Linked DNA regions of Homo sapiens: region 1 is linked to region 2. Evidence: chromatin contacts called from ENCODE Hi-C or POLR2A ChIA-PET data. All regions are on one chromosome and are shown on one strand. The core of a region is the stretch at or near the end of the contact, and the rest is flanking DNA. Distances in the headings are between cores, read along the strand shown.

The links. A loop is a pair of places that touch in the nucleus more often than their neighbours do. ChIA-PET counts read pairs that join two places held with the same protein, here RNA polymerase II (POLR2A).
Region 1: a loop to region 2 is called in a map of HepG2, with 21 times the contacts of the local background. The contact joins two enhancer-like sites. A Hi-C loop is called at or near these places in 1 of 168 maps with a recorded cell type or tissue (HepG2). POLR2A ChIA-PET finds 5 or more read pairs at or near these places in 1 of 52 experiments (HEK293).

The regions. Positions count from the first base shown.
Region 1 is chr1:43,926,566-43,933,233 of GRCh38, reverse strand. It overlaps ST3GAL3 (ST3 beta-galactoside alpha-2,3-sialyltransferase 3), which reads right to left. Exons shown (of 12, transcript NM_006279.5): 12 at 2,075-3,102. The coding sequence ends at 3,013. Among named protein-coding and RNA genes, the nearest start is that of ARTN, 3.9 kb to the left of the region's middle. RefSeq lists enhancers at 1-41, 671-1,171, 2,357-2,416, 3,343-3,637. Within about 2 kb of position 3,498, at least 4 of the 41 ENCODE cell types and tissues checked have a DNase peak (open chromatin) inside an H3K27ac peak, as active enhancers do.
Region 2 is chr1:43,398,052-43,404,597 of GRCh38, reverse strand. It overlaps SZT2 (SZT2 subunit of KICSTOR complex), which reads right to left. Exons shown (of 72, transcript NM_001365999.1): 2 at 1,296-1,421; 3 at 824-997; 4 at 48-218. Among named protein-coding and RNA genes, the nearest start is that of SZT2, 11 kb to the right of the region's middle. Within about 2 kb of position 1,962, at least 3 of the 41 ENCODE cell types and tissues checked have a DNase peak (open chromatin) inside an H3K27ac peak, as active enhancers do.

The DNA of each region.
Region 1 (6,668 bases), core at 2,249-4,748, 530 kb before region 2:
TGCTTAGGGCTTGGAGTACGGACACACTTGCAAACACGGGAGTCACTGGGGCACAGCAGGGGCAGTGTTGGCAGAAGTGGGTACTGAGGGCTGAAGGCAGGGGTCACAGAGGAGGAACATCTGAGCTGAGTCTTGAAGTAGGTAGCTGGAGGGCAGCATTTCAGATGCCTAATTATGGCAATTTGGCAGGTGGGTTGAGGGCTGGGTGAGTAACATGGATGGAAAGATCCTAACACTGGGGACCATGGGAGGGTTTTGAGCAGAATGGTGTAATCAGACAGGCATTTTTTGTGGATGACTCTGGCTGTAGTAAAGAGGATGGGGTTGGAGAGAAAGGTGGAGGCTGCTGTGGAAAGAGGATGAGGTCTGATGCAGGGCATGAGGGGAGCGTGGGGCTGCCAGGCCCCAATCTGGAACACGCAATTTTGAAAATTCATTAGTGCCTGACTGGATAGGGTGAGGAGGTAGGTAGACCCTGCAAAAGTGTGCCTTTGGCGGGGTGACCTGGGGGAGGGGTACATCCCGGCTCCTGGGAGGAAAGGCAGGGGCTCATGAGTTCGGTGTTGGACATGTTGAGTTGGAAGGGCCTGTGGATTATCCAAGTGGAAATGTTCAGGAAGCCGGTGAATTTGTAGCCTGGAAGGAAGCAGAGAGAGCTGCGCTGGCAAAGGCAATTTGGGAATTGTCAACCAACTGGCAATTGGAAGCTGTGGTCAGGGATGAGAGTGCTGGGGATGTGTGTGGACCAGCTGTACCCTGGCTATGCTTCTGAACCACTAGGGACCTTTAAAAACTACCCACATCCGGGCCTCAACCCAGACCCAAATCAGACTTTCAGGGTGGACATGTGCAGTTTTCAAATTGCACAGGTGATTCTGGTGCATGGCCAGGGCTCAGAACCATAGCTGGTGTGAAAGTAGTTTTCCGCGGTGGTGAGGACTAGAAGTCAGACCACAGAGAACTGCTGCTGGAGGTGGTGGGGCTGCTGCAGGCGTGCCAGGAGCCCCCTGGGATAGGAGGCCAAGCAGGGAGCAGTCTGCTCTGTCACCTCCCACAACCGGCTGCTCAGTTGGGGCACCTGCCTTGGGGCTTTTTCAGCCAGGGACACCACTTATGGCCATTCAGCCTATGCCCTGTACAACTCCACGGGGCACCATCCAGGCAGGAACATGTGCATGGTAGTGGCCTTATTTCCGGTAGAAATGGAGGGGGTTTCTGGGTTGACCTGTCCCTCAGTCAGGGCCTCCCTTACCCCCCTAGCCCAGGAGGCTTCTGCCTAAGGCCGGCCACAGTGGGAAGGAGCATGTGGGAGGCTGCTGGTCCCTGGGATGGCCGGGACTCCAGCCTTAGGGCTCACCAGTGGGAGGGCAGCCCAGGGCTGCCTGGAGTCTTGGATTGGGGTGGGCAGGAGAGAGGAGCAGGAGCCGGCCACCCCACTTACTGCCTGCCACAGTGGCAGTGTGTGACAGAAAGCTCACTTCATGGCCTCAAGTGCAGGCGACAGTCTGGTCTGTCCATTCTCAGGCCTGCCTGGGGATGCTGGGGAAGAGAGGGATCAGACTCTAGGACTCTTAAGAAGGCGACGTGATATCTTTTCTAAAGTATGACAGAGGATACCTAGAGCAGGGCTGAAGGGAGAGGGTGTGCCTCTGTGCTAATGATTGGGGCTGGGGCATGTCCTTCCCAGAGGGACGGGAGTGTCAGTAGTAGGGTAGGTCTGTGAGCCTCTGCTTGCTGCAGGGGCTCAGCAGTATATCTTTCCTGTGCTTGCAGGAATATCTGTCCTTCCAGAGGTGGGGCTGTGGCACCCCAAGGCAATGTCCTAGGGCTCCAGTCCTGTGCCTCTGTCTCCTCTAAGAGTGTGCCCTGAAACCTCTGGTCTCAAAGCAAAGAGGATACAGGAGATGCTCCAGAGGCCTCTGGATGGCTACCTAGGTCCTGCATTGACACAAGAAGTGAAAGGGACCCAGGACTCTGTGGACTGGAGAGAGGGCCCGAGGGTTTGGCATAGTTGCTAAGGCTTTAGGTTCCTGTTTCTTCCAGGAAAGTCAGAGAAGGCAAAAAGAGGCCAGGCTCAGGGAAGAGCTTTATTGCTTCCATGGGGGTGGCCTGGGACGGCTGCCACAGCTTGGGTAAGCTCCTTGGGCCTCACTTCCCTTTGGTCCAGGCTAAAGGCAGAACCCAACCACCTGGCAGTCTTGTTGCTGAAACCTAGAACATGTGGCAAGTTGGTGAGTCCGGGCCTGCGGTAGTCCTATGGATCAGCTGCAGCTGTGGAGGGGAGCTCTTCCCAGCAGGCGGAGCTGGGCGTCACCCTCCTGAGCTTTAAAGTTCTTTCTGCTATAGCCCTGGGGCGGTCTTGTTGGCTCCGAAGGGATGGCTCCAGGGTTTCCCCATGGGACAGCTAGGGCTGGTGAGTGGGAATACCCCGCCTTCTCCCCAAGAAAGGCCAAACAGTGTCATGAGCTGGAGGGGGCTGGCTTGAGATCCTGCCCACCATCCTGTAGCCCCACAGCAAGGTACAGGCTGGTCCTGGCACTCCTGCCCCACAGGGAGCTAACAGGTAACACTGCCTGATGGGCCCTCTAGTGGGCCTCTTCCTGCATGGCAAGTGAACCCAACTTGACATCTCCAACCTTATTTAAAAATAAATTATCCCTACCCTCCCCCCTACCCAAATTCACAAAATGATAATACACCAAACACTGATTGGAGAAGTGATTCCGGCAGCAGCCTTGCTGCCCAGTGTCCCACCACCTGCATGCTGGGCCTGCTGGGCACAGCCAGGAGCCTGCTGGCCCTCTGGCATCAAGGACCCATGCTGAATGAGGCTGAGTGCTGGTCTCTGAGACTGGCTGCTGAGCAGGCACAGCTCTGGCTGCTCCACCAAGGCCTTGCTGCCCCTGGGGCCCTTGGCACCGTCCTTCTCTGGGTCTGAAGACTCCTGTGTAGGTGGTGCTGGCTGCTGCTCCTGGTGGTGCCTGGGCCTCTATGGCCATGTGCTGGGCCCACTCAGATGCCACTGCTTAGATCAGTGATGACGCGAGCTTTCACCAGCTTCCGCAGAAACTCTTTCTCTCGCTGGATATTGTGCGTCCAGGACTGAAAGGAGAGATGAAGTGATCAGTTGGGCCTTTGCTCAAACCTTTACTGCCCCTTCCAGGGCTCGGTGCCTTCTTCGTCACCACTCTCCAATACTCCGTGACTGTGGAAACCTGAAGGCAGATACTGGTAATCAGTTGTGTCTACACGGTAATGATGACCCTGCTCTAGGAGTGCCACAGCTCATCCTCCTCCCTTCCCAAGACAGGGAAAAAAGAACCTTCATACCCCTTTCCTCGTCCCAGGAAAACCGTTAAGCTTCCCAACCTCCCTCCTCAGTGCTGGCGGAAGGACCTTGTTCCCACAGACTTCAAGCCACTTCTTGTCATGAAGCACCTAGGTTATAGACACCCTGCGGGCAGGCAGTGTGAGTCACTGAAGTCCAACAGCAAGGGGTGGCTGAGTCACTCCCTGGCCTGATGCAATCTACTCTCCAGGCCTGGGGGCGGCGGATGAAATCCTGCCTCCCAGATCAGAGGAGCTATGGGGCCTGCGGAGAGATGGCAAATCTTTTTTAGAAAATTAAAAATAGGCCAGGCGCGGTGGCTCACGCCTGTAATCCCAGCACTTTGGGAGGCCGAGGCGGGTGGATCACGAGGTCAGGAGTTCAAACCAGCCTGACCAACATGGTGAAACCCTGTTTCTACTAAAAATACAAAAATTAGCTGGGTGTGATGGTAGCGCCTATAATCCCAGCTACTCAGGAGGCTGAGGCAGGAGAATCGCTTGAACCCGGGAGGCAGAGGTTGCAGTGAGCCGAGATCGCGCCACTGCACTCCAGCCTGGGCAACAGAGAGAGATTCTGTCTCAAAAAAAAAAAATAATAATTAAAACTAATTTTTTAATTGAAAGAATTGTACATATTTTTGGGGTAGAATGTGATGTTTTGATAGATGTATACATTGTGGAATAATTAAATCAAGCCAACCTCACCTACTTACCAATTTTTTATGGTGAGCACATTTGACTATAGTTAATAATAATGTCATATATTTCAAAATTACTAGAAGAGGCTTCTGGGGAAGACTGTACCTGGGATAGGGTCCTTTCCTAACCCCAGGACTCTCACCAGAAAACTTTGATGAAAAAGGCTTGATTTAATGAATGAAGGGCTGAATGACAGCAGCCTTATCAGAGTTTGTCCCCAAGTGACCTCTCTGTTGCGTTTGTCAGCATTGAGCTTCACCATAACTGTTTATTTTTTATCTATTTATTTATTTTTGAGACAGAGTTTCGCTCTTGTTGCCCAGGCTGGTGTGCAGTGGTGTGATCTCAGCTCACTGCAACCTCTGCCTCCCAGGTTCAAGCGATTCTCCTGCCTCAGCCACCTGAGTAGCTGGGACTACAGGAGTGCACCACCACACCCAGCTAATTTTGTATTTTTAGTAGAGATGGGGGTTTCACCATGTTGGTCAGGCTGGTTTTGAACTCCTGACCTCAGGTGATCCACCTGCCTCAGCCTCCCAAAGTGCTGGGATTACAGGCATGAGCCACCGTGCCCGGACCACCATAAATGTTTTTGTTTTTTTTTTCAGATGGTGTCTTGCTCTGTTGCCCAGGCTGGAGTGCAGTGGCACGATCTTGGCTCACTGCAACCTCCGCCCCCCGGGTTCAAGGGATTCTCCTGCCTCAGTCATCTGAGTAGCTGGAACTACAGGTGCCTGCCACCACACCTGGCTAATTTTTTGTATTTGTAGTAGAGATGGGGTTTCACCATGTTGGCCAGGATGGTCTCTATCTCCTGACCTTGTGATCCACCAGCCTCAGCCTCCCAAAGTGTTGGGATTACAGGTGTGAGCCATCGTGCCCGGCCAATAACTGTTAACAGCCACTATTTAGTGGTGCTGAGAAGTGAGCTGGATGCAGTGCCCTGTGCCTGTAGTCCCAACTACTTGGGAGGCTGAGGCAGGAGGATCACTTGAGCTTAGTCCACCTGGGCAACATATAGAAACCCCATCTTTTGAAAAATAATAAATAAATGAATTTTTTACAAAGAACTTATGGCTTGCTCTGTCTAGCCCTTATTCTGATCCAGTCAACCTTCTCCACCTTCCAAATCTTTTACATCTGAAACTCAGGTAGTCATCAGCCAAATTCCCGCAGTCATCAGCCAAATTCCCAATATTCCTCTTCTCTGAGCATTCCCTTCAACCTCTTGTGCTAATCACAAACCCAGCTGCCCTGAAGGAGAGTGCCCCCATACCCCCTCTCAAGTGGTGACCGTTTCTTCCCTCACATTCCACACTCCACAGCCTCTGAAGGCGGGAAGCGTCTTCCTTACACCCCGTTGTCCCTCAGACTCCCTAAAGCCCTCCGGCCCCTTCAAGGCTCCTGTCATTATACTCTGCCATCTGCACTTGCCCCTCCTCATTGCAGATCCCTGGGCGACTCATCCCCATTCTTTGAAGACTTAAGCATCTGGCTCACTGTCTCTCTTTGAGGGTAGGGACTGTTAGGCACAGAGTAGGTGCCTCAATATTTGTTGAATGAAATTAGGTTTTACAGGGAAAACAGAGACTTGGAGGAAAGACAAGGCCAGGATTCAAGCAGATGTGGAAACTCGTTTGCCTCTTTACTTATCCCTCGTCCTCATCACTCCTCTGGAGAAGTAGTAACGAATTTGATGGGTCAGGGTCAACAGCACCCACTAGGAGTCATTGAGGGTTAAAAGGTCAGCAGAGGACTGGACATTTGATGATATTAAGGAATTACTGTTCATGTTTTTAGGTGTAATAATTTAAAAAATAGTCCTTATCTTTTAGAGAAAATGAATGAAGTTTTTTGTTTTGGTTTGGTTTTTGTTTTTGAGATGGAGTTTTACTCTTGTTGCCCAGGCTGGAGTGCAATGGTGCGATCTTGGCTCACTACAACCTCTGCCTCCCGGGTTCAAGCAATTCTCCTGCCTCAGCCTCCTGAGTAGCTGGGATTACAGGCACGCACCACCACTGGCTAATTTGTATTTTTAGTAGAGACAGGATTTCGCCATGTTGGGCAGGCTAGTCTCGAACTCCCGACCTCAGGTGATCCACCTGCATCGGCCTCCCAAAGTGCTGAGATTACAGGCGTGAGCCACCACGCCCGGCCTGAATGAAGTATTTATGGTTGGAGGGATATATGGTATCTGAGACATGTTTGAATCAGTGGAGTGGGAGCATGAGACAAAGAAGAGATGGAACAATGTTGGCCGCCTGTTGATGCCTGTGGAAGGTGGGGGGCAGGAACGTGGGAGTTCATGATATTATCCTCTGTACTCGTAATATGCTTGACAATTTCCATCATAAAAAAGTAAACAAGAAAGTCAGCCCTGGGGTGTAGCTCTCTTGGATCCGGCAATGCCACCTCTCTGGTGCTCTTTTCCTAATTCTATGCAGACAACTTCTGAGTTCACCTGAGCTTTGAACTGGCCGCGGCTGGTGGAGGATTCTGGTCATCCTGGGGTCTCCAGCCTTACCAGGGCCCTTGATTCTGAGTATTGATGTCCATCCCATGTCACAGTCCACACTCTCAGAAGCTTTTATTTTTTTTTGAGACGGAGTTTCACTCTTGTTGCCGAGGCTGGAGTGCAA
Region 2 (6,546 bases), core at 713-3,212:
ATAGAAATTTGGTCTGAGGGTACAAACTTGGAGAGATGATGCAATACCTGGTGGGACTGCAGTCCAATGATGGAGGAGTAGGCCTGGATAGTTACATAGATCTCAGGCTGGAAGTCGATGCAAGATCCAGGCACTCGGAAGGGCCGAAGCAGCCCGCCTAAGCAGCGGGACAGGGCATGGAAAACTTCATCAAACAAGATCTCCCCTGTGGAATCATCCTGAGGGCAGAGAAAGAGCACTCAAGGGGGTCCAAAGGCAGCCCTAACCAGAGGGCAGAAACATGCAGCTTCCATGGGTCAGTAGGACACTTAACTTATGGATGATCGCACACCCAAATACAGTGCCACACATGGAACAGTTTCTGGGGTGTTTTTTGGAAACAAAAACAACAAAACCAGGGTCTTGCTTTGTTGCCCACGCTAGAGCGCAGTGGCCTGATCCCGGCTCACTGTAGCCTCGACCTCCTGGGCTCAAGCAATCCTCCCACCTCAGCCTCCCGAGTAGCTAGGACAGGTGCATGCCAGCATGCCTGGCTAATTTTTGTATTTTTTATAGAGAGGGAGTTTTGCCATGTGGCCCAGGCTAGTCTCGAACTCCTGAGCTCGAGTAATCAGCCCGCCTTGGCTTCCCAAAGCACTGGGATTGTAGGCATGAGTCACCACAGCTGGCCCAGTGCTCTTTTTAAACACCCATCATTCCTTTATAAGCCTGTCTTCTCTCCAAAATGGTAGGCTGGGACCATTTTTCACTTCCCCACAGGCCTCTCCCTCTCCTCACACCCCACCCCATCCTTTCTTCCCACAGTCTCCCTTCAATCCTTTACCACAATGCCAGTAGATGGGCTAAGGTCCAACTCAATGACAAACCGATACTGCCAAGCCAGGAAGGTGACCCGGGTGGAAGGTACCAGGAGGAATGGCCTTGGGACCACTGGTTCATCTGGCTGCCACCCAGGGGGCAGGACACTGAGGACTTCCAATTCCTGTTCAGACTGAAGCTGAAAATTAGGATGGAAAGAAAAGGAAAGGATCAGCGAAGTATCCCTTTCTTCCCAGGACCTGCCTTCTATATCCCAAATGACACATCATTGGCTCTACCTCCCTCAATCTAACCGTATACTCTTCCTCTCACTCTCTGGAAAAATTATTTTTTAAAATTTCCATCATCTTGTAGGCAGTCCCTTGCCCTAACCAGACTTAAGAGTTAGTCTCCCACCCTGTCTGTTTCTAGCACTCTCCTAAAAAACAGATCCTTCTGGGCTGGCCCCTCACACCTTTCGTGTGTCTAAGCCTCACCAGCATCTCCTGGGGTGTGGCCTGCACAGTTTGGTGCAGATGACTGAGGAACCAAGCCAGGCGAACATTTCGGGAGATTCGATAATCCTTTTTCATTAACAGGAACACCTGCCCAGCTTCTTCCACCTGGGAACAAAGAGACATTAATACATCTTTAAAAAATGGCACCGAGTACCTGGAACACACAGATCACTGTCCAAATAATTTGCCCAAGGAACTCACCATCAATGAGAGGGAAAACAGCAGAAGTGAAAAGTTTACCCCAACCTCCATGCAAGGTGTTCCCAGGGAGTCAATTCTCAACTCTCTGTTCCTGTTTGCCCGATACAGACCTCCATATAGATGAAGTGACCTTTCCATATTGTTTCCACAAAGTTTATGTGAGTTTCACCTATAAACTATAAGCTTTTGAGGGCAGGGGCTGTGTCTGATTCTACTTTTGTGCCCCTGTGCTTGGCAAATTGCTACAAACAGAGCAAATACCAGGACAAGTCCCTAATACATTACACGAATGCCAGACAGTTACTCCTAACAAGTCTTGACAACAGCAGGCACCGAAGAAATTTTCACCGAAGGAATAGCAAGCCTTCCAAATACCTCAAAATCAAACCTCTGTGGGTCACAGTCCCCACCCCCGCACTTCTCAGTTGTCAGCCCTCTAGTTCTTGCCTCCATTGCCTCATAGGTGGCCACTTCAACAATGCTCTAACAAGCATCGGTTCCCTTGCCCATGTCCTTGTCCTTCCACTACACATGTCCTGTCAAATCTTATCTGGGGATGAATCTGACATTTTCCCTTATCCACACATATACTATGGCAGCTGCACTTGGACAGAAAGAAACTTGTCACCTTGCCAGCAGTGCCCACTCTAGCAGGCCTTTACCAGTCCTCTGAATTCTCCTGGCCAGCAGCCTTTCCTGTTCCCCACAGGAGGTTTTCCAATCTCTCAATCCCCTCCCAGCAGATAAACTTGCCCACAGTTCACTGAGGAAATAAAGGTCAATTGGTCTGAACTCCCCAATGTCTCTTCCTGATTAATGCTTATCTGTCACATTCATTACTCCCTTTCTCTTGTCTGTCCTACACAAATGGCAAATTTCTCCTCCTGTGTCCCTGATTAATGAGGGAAAGAACACCAGGTGGCAAGAACTGAAGAGCAGGTAGTAGAGGAGAAACGAACAGAAGTTAATAACTACCTGTTGAGAAACATGATGTTGAAAGAAAGTGAAGAATTATTTTTTCCAAAATGGGGAAACATGCATGGAGAGAAGACTGAAAAAGCCCTGGAAAACCAATAATGAAGAGTTTCTGATGTCAGAGAAAAGTGTGGAGAACAGATACAATGGCTGTGAAGTTGTAGTCTTTCTTCTGCTCCAAGACAGAAGGAAGGGGTAAAAAGATACAGAAAGAGGTACTGGAAAGTGATAAGGATGATAGCAGAAGGCAAGAAGGAGGAACTCACATTTATTGAGCATCTAAGATATATGCAAAAGTACTATGTAAAAGAAAAAAAAAGGGCTGGGCGCAGTGGCTCATGCCTGTAATCCCAGCACTTCAGGAGGCCGAGGCGGGTGGATCACCTGAGGTCAGGAGTTCGAGACCAGCCTGGCCAACATGGTGAAACCCCGTCTCTACTAAAAATACAAAAATTAGCTAGGCGTGGTGGCAGGCACCTGTAATCCCAGCTACTTGGGAGGCTGAGGCAGGAGATCGCTTGAACCCAGGAGGCGGAGGTTGCAGTGAGCCGAGATCACACCACTGCACTCCATCCTGGGCGACAGAGTGAGACTCCATCTCAAAAAAATACAATAAAATAAAAAGTAAGAAAAAAAAAGTACTCTGTAGAGGCCAAGTTCAAGAATTTCAGGTTCAGAAAGTCTGGGTTTGAATCCCAATTCATCCACTTATTAGCTGTGAGACAGTGGAAAGGTTGTATCACCTCTTTAAGCTTCAATGTCCTCCTTTGTAAAATAGAGAATTCTAATACCAATCTAAAGTGCTGTTCTGTGGATCAAGGAATATCATGCATATGAAGTGCTCAGCACAATGCCTGGTAAGAGTAAAAGTTAACAATAACAGCTGGGCATAACGGTTCAAGCCTATAACCCCAACACTTTGGGAGATTGAGGTGGGCAGGCCGTTTGCACCTAGGAGTTCAAGACCAGCCTGGGCAACATGATGAAACCTCAACTCTACTACTAAAAACACAAAAATTAGCCAGGCGTAGTGGCTCGTGCCTGTAGTCCCAGCTACTCTGGAAGCTGAGATGGGAAGATCACCTGAGCCCAGGAGGTCGAGACTGTAGTGAGCCATGATGGCACCATGGCACTCCAGCCTGAGCAACAGAGCGAGACCCTGTCCAAAAAAAAAGTTAACTATTTATTACAGTTAACTATTACAACACTATACTAGGTTCTTTTTTTTTTTTTGAGACGGAGTTTTGCTTTTGTTGCCCAGGCTGGAGTGCAGTGGCACGATCTTGGCTCACTGCAACCTCCGCCTCCTGGGTTCAAGTGATTCTCCTGCCTAAGCCTCCCAAGTAGCTGGGATTACAGGCACCCGCCACCAAGCCCGGCTAATTTTTGTATTTTTAGTAGAGACTGGGTTTCATCATGTTGGCCAGGCTGGTCTGGAACTCCTGACCTTGGGTGATTCACCCGCCTTGGCCTTCCGAGGTGCTGGGATTACAGGCGTGAGCCACCACGCCTGCCCTATACAAGTTTTTTACCTAAGTAAGCTCATTCAGTATTCACAACAAAACATTTAACAGGAGAAAACAGAGGTCCAAAAAGTTAAGTGATTCAACGTAAGTAGTAAGTGTAGGCTCAGAAGTCAAACCAAGGCCTGGTGAGCTGCAAAAGCCCATCTACTGAGAGTGACAAATGGATAAAACTGAGGGCTTATGAGCAGAAGAGATTTTAAGTCATGAAAAGGAGCACAATGGGGGTAATGAGCAGAAAGGATGTTTTGACATAATCAGAAAGATAAAAAGAGAATTTAAATATCAATATGTTGCACTTGCGTATTATATTCTCTCTGTAACATCTAAAATCACATCTTGGGGCTAGGCACTGTGGCTCAGACTTGTAATCTCAGCACTTTGGGAGGCCAAAGCGGGCAAATAACTTAAGCCTAGGAGTTTGAGAACAGCCTGGGCAAACGGTGAAAGTCCATCTCTAAAAAAAAAATACAAAAATTAGCTCGGCATGGTGGTGAGCACCTGTAGTCCTAGCTACTTGGGAGATTGAGGTGGGAGGATCGCTTAAGTCTGGGAGGTTGAGGCTGCAATGAGCTATGATCACACCACTGCACTCCAGCCTGGGCAAAACAGCAAGATTCTGTCTCAAAAAATAAATAAAAATAATAATAAAATGAAATTACACCTTGGGAGATACTACTCTCTGTTACACTGCTTTCCAACACTGTGTTGAGACAGGTCCTGGCTAGGATTTTGGATTCATCCTTTGAGTGAGTTTAAGCTACTAAAGGAATTCCACAAGACAGTAACATTATATCTGCATTAAAAAAAATTCCCTCTGGTGGCCGGGCACCATGGCTCACGTCTGTAATCCCAGCACTTTGGGAGGCCAAGGCAGGCGGTTCACGAGGTCAGGAGATCGAGACCACCCTGGCTAACACAGCGAAACCCCGTCTCTACTAAAAATACAAAAAATTAGCTGGGTGTGGTGGCGGGTGCCTGTAGTCCCAGCTACTCAGGAGGCTGACGCAGGAGAATGGCGTGAACCCGGGAGGCGGAGCTTGCAGTGAGTCGAGATCACGCCACTGCACTCCAGCCTAGCGAGACTCCGTCTCAAAAAAAAAAAAAAAAAAAAAATTCCCTCTGGCTACTGTGTGATTTAGAAAGCACCCTCCCACCGCAGACTAACAACTAGGGGAGATGACAGTGGCTTAGACTAGAGCTACTCAAAGTAGCCATTCTGTGAACTGTGTGAGACTGGGTCTTGATGAGATAATGCCAGGATGCAAAACCACCACTATCTTTCACGGTGAAAGTCTTATTATGGAAAACAAAAAGTCAGCTGAACTAAACAGTGAACTTAGTTGTATTTCAAGGGATCTTTAGGATAGGACAGAAAAGAACTGGTGATTAATTATAAGTCAGGACATAGGAGGAAAGTAACAAAAAGGAAGGTATCAAGGATGATTAAAGTAGCATTGGAAACCAATACGCTGCAAAATGATTTTTTTCTTTTTTTTTTTTGAGACGGAGTCTCGCTCTGTCGCCTAGGCTGGAGTGTAGTGGCGCAATCTCGGCTCACTGCAACTTCCGCCTTCTCAGTTCAAGCGATTCTCCCACCTCAGCCTCCTGAGTAGCTGGGACTACAGGGGCATGCCACCATGCCTGGCTATTTTTTGTATTTTTAATAGAGATGGTGGTTCACCATATTGGCCAGGCTGGTCTCGAACTCCTGACCTTGTGATCTGCCCGCCTCCACCTCCCAAAGTGCTGGGATTACAGGCGTGAGCCACCGCACCCAACCTACTGCAAAATGATTTCTAAGTTAGCTACAAAAAGTAGATAGTTATTCCTGACTACCACACCCCATCGAAAAGTCCCATCAAATTGTACACTCTTATCGCCATGCTCCTAAAAACAGAAAAGGGGTCTATTTATTGGCAAAGAAGGAAATCACAGCAATTACTCACCCTTTCTTTCTCTGATCCTTGGTTTTAGGGTGGGATACTAAACCAGGCAACCTCTCCTTCAGGTTTGACTTAGCTAGTGTGGGTGGGATATTATGTGTTGACTATGCTGGATACTGCCAAAGTTCTTATCTAAAAAAGCATGTACAAGAGACTTACTGGAGTTTTAAAAAAGAATTTTTTTGTTAAGGGATGGTTTGGGGCTCAGAGCATTATCAGAATAGGAAGGCTATCCTAATTCAGCAGTCATTTGTTTATCACTCTGTCTCCAGAGCCCAGTGCAGTGCCTGGCACATAGGATGTTCAATAACATTTCTCTAAATAAGTGAATTCGCTATGGTTTTTTCTCCCCACCACCACCTCTTCCCCTCTCGCTATATGTTCTAAGCACGGCAAACTGGACATTTAAAACTAATCATAATTAGTACAACTTTTCTCAAGATGAGATCACCTTAACACTAGTGTCAACACTACTTTCCTTTTGTTCTTTGGTACTAAATACTTTTTGTTTTCAAATGCCAGCCTGTTTCAGCTATGCAAGGAAAAACCAAGGAAAAGCGTTTTGGCCCACGTAAGGCCAGGGTT